Regions from separate parts of the Homo sapiens genome. Here region 2 is linked to region 1. The links are chromatin contacts, found by Hi-C or POLR2A ChIA-PET in ENCODE. All regions are on one chromosome and are shown on one strand. The core of a region is the stretch at or near the end of the contact, and the rest is flanking DNA. Distances in the headings are between cores, read along the strand shown.

Region 1 (3,805 bases), core at 926-3,425:
TTCTCGGAAAAAAATACATAATTACACAGTGAAGAAAGTCAGGTTAAAAATGGCATGTACAGTATGATTCCCTTTTATATTTATTTATTTATATATATATTTTGAGATGGAGTTTCACTCTTGTCTCCCAGGCTGGAGTGCAATGGCACGATCTCGGCTCACTGTAACCTCCTCCTCCTGGGTTCAAGCAATTCTCCTGCCTCAGCCTCTGGAGTACCTGGGATTACCGGCATCTGCCACCATGCCCTGCTAATTTTTGTATTTTTAGTAGAGACGGGGTTTCACCATGTCGGCCAGGCTGGTCTCAAACTCCTGATCTCAGGTGATCTGCCCACCTCGGCCTCCCAAAGTGCTGGTATTACACACGTGAGTCACTGCCCCCGGCCGATTCCCTTTTAAATACATGTTTGCATAAATATATTGAAAGCTATGAGTAAACATTTTCATTATTTTGGAATGGTAGAATTATGAATTCATTTTTATTTTCTTCTTTTTTGCTTATCTATATTTTCTATAATGAATATCTATGCATATAATAGTAAAGTTCAAGTTATATTAAAAGTGAGGGGAGGCCAGGCATGTTGGCTTATACTTGTGATCCCAGCACCTTGGGAGGCTGAGGCAGGAGGATCATTTGAGAGCAGCCTGCGCAACTTAGAGAGCTCTCCATCTCAAAAAATAATAATAATAATAAATTAATAAAATAGAAAGGAAAGGACAGAGTCAGAGGAAGAAAAATATGGAGTTGGGAGGAGAGCACAATGTTTTTTGAGGCACATGATGATCCAGATAATCTGTTGAACTATACATTTCCCAGAGTTAATTGACTGATCTTTGCATTCAGTAGCCATTTGACTACTATGTTCAGTGTTTTAGGGATTCTAATTTTTTTTTTTTTTTGAGATGGAGTCTGGCTCTGTCGCCCAGGCTGAAGTACAGTGGCGCGATCTTGGCTCACTGCAACCTCTGCCTCCCGGGTTCAAGCAATTCCCCTGCCTCAGCCTCCCGAGTAGCTGGGATTACAGGCACCCGCCACCACACTGGGCTAATTTTTGTATTTTAGTAAAGACGGAGCTTCACCATGTTGGTCAGGATGGTCTCGAACTCCTGACCTCATGATCCGCCCGCCTCGGCTTCCCAAAGTGCTGGGATTACAGGCGTGAACCACTGCACCTGGCCTTTAGGGGTTCTAATTCTTGTATCTTTAGAATTGTATTTTTAAACCAAAGGTGCACATGGGAATCAGCAGGGAAACTTTTTCAAAATGTCCTTGCTAGTGTTTTAGAATTTTGCTCCTGGTTTAGCTAAAACCAGGTTCTTGTCACATGACCAAGAAAATTAGGCACGTGGACACATTGAAGGGTGAATAGAGCAGGATTTTATTGGGTGAAAAGGGAAAAATGAAAAAAAACCTCAGCAAAGCGAAAACAGGCTCCCCACTTCACAGATTGAATCCCAGGGCTCCTCCCCCTGCCTGTGACTCCACCCTGCTCCCCCAGGGCTCATGTGGGCATGCTCAGACAAGGCCCTGGGCAAGTTCCTTCGTCTGCACAAAAACATCTGATGTAAACACCTGTGGGGAGGGTTAGAGATTCTCCGGGGACCCCTTTTTATCTGCCTTGGCGTTTGGCTGTCTCATTAGGGCCTTACCCTCAGAAGTTCTGATTCAGAATGCCTCGGTAGGGTCTGAGTAGGAGTCTTTCAAAAACCTTGTCTAAGTGTTTGGATATTCATCGTGGTGGAAAATTCCATGGTGTTTAAGATGATCCACTGAGGTACTCAAGGAAAATATTAGAACTTCTAATTTTATTTTCTATTGCATCCTCTAAAAAAATCTCTACTTATTTGGATGTTAGTATTGTACTGATATTGATATGACATGTATAACCTGCAAATAAATACATTTACATATTTGAGGGTATGCTGAAATGTTTTTCTTATAAGGATGTACAATCAAAAAATTAGGAAACAACTAATGGCTTCAGAAGATTCATTATAAGTGGGATAACTCGTGTGCAACTGAATTGAAAACTCTTCTCTGGGCTGAGGTAACAATAACCTAAGAAATTTCACACAACGGATGATGACTCATTGTGACCTACTTCATTTCCTGCTTATAGCTGTATTATTTTTTATTGGTCTTGTGTCACAATTTGTGGGTACATTACCTTCTCCATGTCAGCCACAGCTGTCTCCTTTGTAAATATACATGCACATACATGCAGATACATGCAGATATGACAGAGCTCAGCACTTGGGAACCACTCAAAGCCTTAAAGGCTGATCATTATTTTGCAGTTTTTACATGCTATACTCTCATAGCTGCTTTGAAAAAAATGAACTAGATTATCTTAAAAAGCAAAACAATTCTTGCCAGGCACTTGGCTCACGCCTGTAATCCCAGCACCTTGGGAGGCTGAGGTGGGCGGATCACAAGGTCAAGAGTTTGAGACCAGCCTGACCAACATAATGAAACCCCGTCTCTACTAAAAATACAAAAATTAGCTGGGTGTGGTGGCACACACCTGTAATCCCAGCTACTCAGGAGGCTGAAGCAGGAGAATCGAAGCAGGAGAATCGCTTGAACCCGGCAGGGGGAAGTTGCAGTAAGCTGAGATTGCGCCATTGCACTCCAGCCTGGGTAACAGAGAGAAACTCCATCTCAAAAAAAAAAAAAAAAAAAAATGTGAAACAATTTGCGATAATTAATAGTTTGTAACTAAAACATTGATTAAACAATAAAACAACAGAAAAAATTAAAGAGTGATAAGTAAATCTCCCAACTTCCAGGTGCAGATGGAGAACAAAACACACACACAGACACACACATCTGGCCTTCAGGGTTGCTATTGAGAAGTCTGATGCCATTCTGATTTGTCATCCTTTAGGTAGGACTTGTTTGCTCCTCCTCTTTGGAAGCCTGTAGCATCTGTTCTTTGTCCTCACTGTTTTGAGCTATCACACTGGTGTGCCTTAGTGTGGGTCTATTCTCTTTGTGCTGGCATTTGGCATTTTTTATCTTTCTGATAAAAAGGGAAGAAATGATAGCAACAACATTTTTTTTCAACTCCCCATAGCAACAATATTTTGAAAGCTAGAAAGTAAGAAGTGTGGCCAACAATACAACAGACCTAGGAAAACTGAATCCTAAGTCAGCAGTGAGGAAATTTGAGAAACCAACCAGAATCCCACAAAGGCTCAGGAATTGGCAGCGCCAGGTTCCTGGAAGTGATGTGGGGCCTCCTAAAACTAGGAGTGGTTCAAAGTCTGTTTAGGAAGCAGTTTGACTCTCAGGTCCCTCCCCTCTCTGCACAACCAGGCCGGTAGCCTGTCCGCACCGCAGAGTCTATAACAGAAGGTCCACAGATAGGAGGACACTGGGCAGAGATGAGGGCTGGGTGCTGTGCTGGAAACCGAGAAATTAAGTGGACAGACACTGAGACCCACTGCTCTTTCCCCAGTGAGCTCCCATGATGTGGTGGCCAGAATTATATCCTTTGAGCATGAGCCCGGAAGAGTCTTCTAAGGGGAATTTGATCTCCCCAAGAGTGAAAATTTAAAGGCAGTGCTGTGTGGGTCCTTTAGCCAGATAACCCAGCCAGAACGTGTCGTGGAGCCTCTGGCCAACAAGGCCCTATTGGTTCAAAATATCTACTCAGCTTTTTAGCTCCATTCTTAAATATTAACAGATAATCAAGGTTTAACAGGCACTGAGGAAAACCTCTCACATGAAAAACAGAGACCAAGATGAATAGGAAAAAGCAACTTCAAGGAAAGAGAGACTGTACAGGTTGAAGAAAATGTC
Region 2 (3,805 bases), core at 756-3,255, 79 kb after region 1:
TTCTGTGAGACCCAGTTCATTCTGAGCTTCAGTTTTCCTCAAGTTTTTCATAGGTTTGTGCTATTTTTATATATATTTGTTTTATATTATTCCTCATCTTTTATAGTTTGTAGGTGACTTTTGTTTTGATGTGGTAGAACATTTGGGAAGTAGAAAAAGGCATTTAAAAAAGGAAAAAAATATACCCTTTCTGAGGCAGTCACTTTAAATATTTTAGCCTGTTTCCTTTTTTCCCCTATACATTTTTTGCTTAATGTTACATCATAAGGCTGTCCCTGTGTCATTAATAATGCTTTGTATGCATCATTTTTGTTAGCTACCTAAAGTACAACCAGGGGAACTCAACTGTGATATCCTTGGATATCACCTCATATTTCTCATGTTTTAAAAGTACAGGAAAAACAGATATGGGGAGTCACTGCCACATTTTGGACCAAGGAAGGGACAGACCTAAAAACAGTCTTCCCCAGCTCCATCCCAAGGCCGATACTCTCATATCATGGTGCTGTCATTGGAGAGGGTGCAGTGTAATGTGGCCCACTCCATGGCAGAGAAGTTAGATGAGGCATCAGAGGCCAGAGCTGGCAAGCAGGAAATTACCCACTGGGGTTCCAGGGAGACTTGCTGGGAAGCTGCCCTTTGGGATTCTGGTGAAACCTGCTAGGAAACCACCTTTAGAGGCGCCACCGAAAGTTGCTGTGGTGAACACCACTTAATGTCCTGCACACCAACCAGGCATCACAGCAGTAAAGGAGACAAAACCACCTGATCCAGGAAGTGAAACTTGTTTGCTAGTGGAGTCCCACCTGTGCCCTCTACTGACAAAACTTAATTGTGGCAGCTGGCAAAGGAGAAATGGTTTCAGGGGCCAGAGAGAAGGGTAGATTTGAGGCTAACTGGCATACCTTTCTAGTTAATACCATAACTCTTTCTTTTGACCCTTTAAAAATCTGCCTTCTTTATTTGAGTCTTGAACTATACCTGTTTATGTGCTCTGTCCCTTTGCTTCAGAAATACAGACTTTAAATGTAACTTGGGCCCTTTTTTAAGGTATTTCATATGCATACATTGCTAATCAACCTCTCTTTGATGAGAGTCACTTACAATAGCAGTTCCTCTATCAAGAAATCATTCAAATCTATTATAATACTAAAGTACCTATTACTTGTTTATAATATGTAGAATAATCTACATAACCTAGTATACATAAGTATGTATTATATATGCATATAATAGATACATAGATACAGGAAAAATTTGTAATTACAAATGTCTTACAAAAGAAAAATTATGTCAACTGACTAAATAGTTTCTTACAGAGTAGTATGATTTTTTTAAAAAAGTCCCCAGTTGCTAAAATATCAACTTTTCCTTGATAAATTTGATTTTTATTAATTTGGCTAAATGTGTATTTTTTTCCTAGTCTTAAAAAAATTGGCACAATAGCTTATGCCTGTAATCCCAACACTTTGGGAGGCTGAGGTAGCAGGATAGCTTGAGCCCAGGAGTTGGAGACCAGCCTGGTTAACATAGTGAGACCTCATCTCTACAAAAACTTTAAAAAGTACTCAAGCATGGTGGCACATACCTGTAACCCAGTTACTCAGGAGGCTGAGGCAGGAGGATTGCTTGAGCCTAGGTCAGGGCTTCAGTGATGTATTCGTGCCACTGCACTCAAGCCTGGGTGACAGAATGAGACCCTGTGTCAAAAAAAGAAGAGAAAAAAGTAAAATTAAAAAAAATACTTCAAATTGTTGCATAAAGGGAAAAGTAAGAACTAGATTAATTACAGATAGAGCTGTTCTTATCTATGCTTCTTTTTTTCTCCAGATGTCCTTGCTCCACAGTATCCATGGCAGTCAAATGACATGTCGATGAATATGTTACCACCAAATCATAGTAGTGACTTTTTGTTGGAACCTCCTGGGCATAATAAAGAAAATGAAGATGATGTAGAGATTATGTCAACGGACTCCTCAAGCAGTAGTAGTGAGTCTGATTGAAAAACCTTAAAAGACAATATACAGAATTGAATACTGTAGAATTCTGTTTCTTTAACAGTAGCAGGGAAATGTAAACTACAGGTGACAAAAAATACCCAGGTAAACACTGGCTTTGGTAGAATTGTGCAGTCATTAAAAGTCAAAATTTTTTGACTTTCTTTTTAAAGCCAAAGACCATAGTTTTAGTTTTAAGCCACTAGGTAGATATTTAGGGGAATAGTCAAAATTTACTGTTGAAAAAGCAGTTGCTATGTGCTTTCTTACCCTGTTCTGTTCCAGTTTTGCTGGATTTGTACATAGCCATTCTAGAAATAGAGTTGAGGGAAATTATCCATATACATATCACTAATAGGCTTCTTGGAATTATTTAGAAAAGCATTTTTAAACTGGCAGTGGATGACTGAATAGGCATCATATTTCTTTTTGTGTGTCATTTAAAAGTAACAAAAACTGCCATTTGACAGTAAAGGCTCTTGGCTTCTGTTGGAGGCATGGGAAATTGTCTCAATTTGTACAGTTTGTAATTGTAATTTTTGTAAATAAATTTGTTTGTACATTGTATGCTTTTTTTTTAGTTTAAATATACTGTCAGTGTAGGTAGGAAATTATTTCTGTAAATCCAGTTGCATTTTATAATACTTGAGTGACTAACTGAATTGAAACCTATTACAATTAATAGGGTTCTCAAAGGCCTATTCCTATTAGAAGAAATAATTTTTTTTAATAATTGAAAAAATTTACCACAGCCTTGTCTGATTTTAAGAATAGATTGTGTGAAGATTTAGAATGGAAAGCAACCATTTCTTCCCTTCACCTTCCTCTTCTTACAGTTCCCCAGGAGTCATTTTTAACCACTTTTAATTTCTGTTGGTAACCTCTGTGTTTAGGTAATATGCTTATACAACTATTTCTTGATGTATCAGTTTTAGACAATGTATCTTCTGATTTCAAAGGTAATACAACATTTAATGTGAAACATTTAGTGAATACAGTAAAGGAGAAAATAAAATTGTTAGCATTCTACCCAGAGATAATATCAATTCATATTGTAGTGTAGATTTTTTTAAAGTTCACATACACTTTTTTGTAAAATGAGAATAATGTTTATTTCCTGAGATACTGCTGTATTTTTTAATTGCTAATCTGTATTCTTCAAATGAACTGAGAATTCCATTTTTCCATCATTTTTTCCTTTTGATTATTTTCGATCTCTAGAAAAATTGGAAAATAGGAGATTAATCTTATATTTTCACCATCTAGAATTAAGGACATACAATGTTTGAATGTCTTTCCCTCCAGGGTTATTTTTAGGAATGGACTAACACAATATCTAATTTTAACCTTGCCTTGTCCGTATACTAGGAATATTGATCCATGTGTATACATTCTTGAAAGATTTACTTTAATGGCTAAAATTTTATTGTGGTATGTGCCATAATGTAACTGCCTGTTTTTATCACCAAATCTTTAGGGTAGATTCAAAAGGATTGTGTTTTTCAAATTCTTTAATACTGTATTAGTTTTCAGTTGCTGCCGTAACAAATTACCACAAACTTGGCTCAAAACAACACAAATTTATCTTAGTTTTGTACATCACAAATGTGAAGTGGGTCTCACCTAAAATCAAGGTGTGAGCAGGGCTGCATTCCTTCCTGGAGGCCATAGGGGAGAATCTGTCCCCTGTGTCTTCCAGGTTTTAGAGGCCGCCCTTGGTCCTGCTCCAGGCCCCTGGTTGGTGAGTGTTTCTCATTCTGCATTACTGTGATGCTCTTCTGCCTACCTGTCCCATATTTAAAGGATCC

What was found. A loop is a pair of places that touch in the nucleus more often than their neighbours do. ChIA-PET counts read pairs that join two places held with the same protein, here RNA polymerase II (POLR2A). Pooled maps may share reads with other maps.
Region 2: a loop to region 1 is called in a map with no recorded cell type, with 4 times the contacts of the local background. The contact joins the promoter of MED4-AS1 here to the enhancer-like site in region 1. A Hi-C loop is called at or near these places in 1 of 37 single-sample maps with no recorded cell type and 1 of 50 pooled maps. POLR2A ChIA-PET finds 5 or more read pairs at or near these places in 1 of 52 experiments (HEK293).

What each region holds. Positions count from the first base shown.
Region 1 is chr13:48,154,386-48,158,190 of GRCh38, reverse strand. All of the region lies in intron 4 of LOC105370198 (a long non-coding RNA gene), which reads left to right. Among named protein-coding and RNA genes, the nearest start is that of MED4, 61 kb to the right of the region's middle. RefSeq lists an enhancer at 1,457-1,576. Within about 2 kb of position 2,175, at least 15 of the 41 ENCODE cell types and tissues checked have a DNase peak (open chromatin) inside an H3K27ac peak, as active enhancers do.
Region 2 is chr13:48,075,337-48,079,141 of GRCh38, reverse strand. It overlaps MED4-AS1 (MED4 antisense RNA 1), which reads right to left and starts at 2,005. Exons shown (of 3, transcript NR_046511.1): 1 at 1,791-2,005; 2 at 1,589-1,700. MED4 (mediator complex subunit 4) reads left to right here. Exons shown (of 7, transcript NM_014166.4): 7 at 1,831-3,418. The coding sequence ends at 2,003.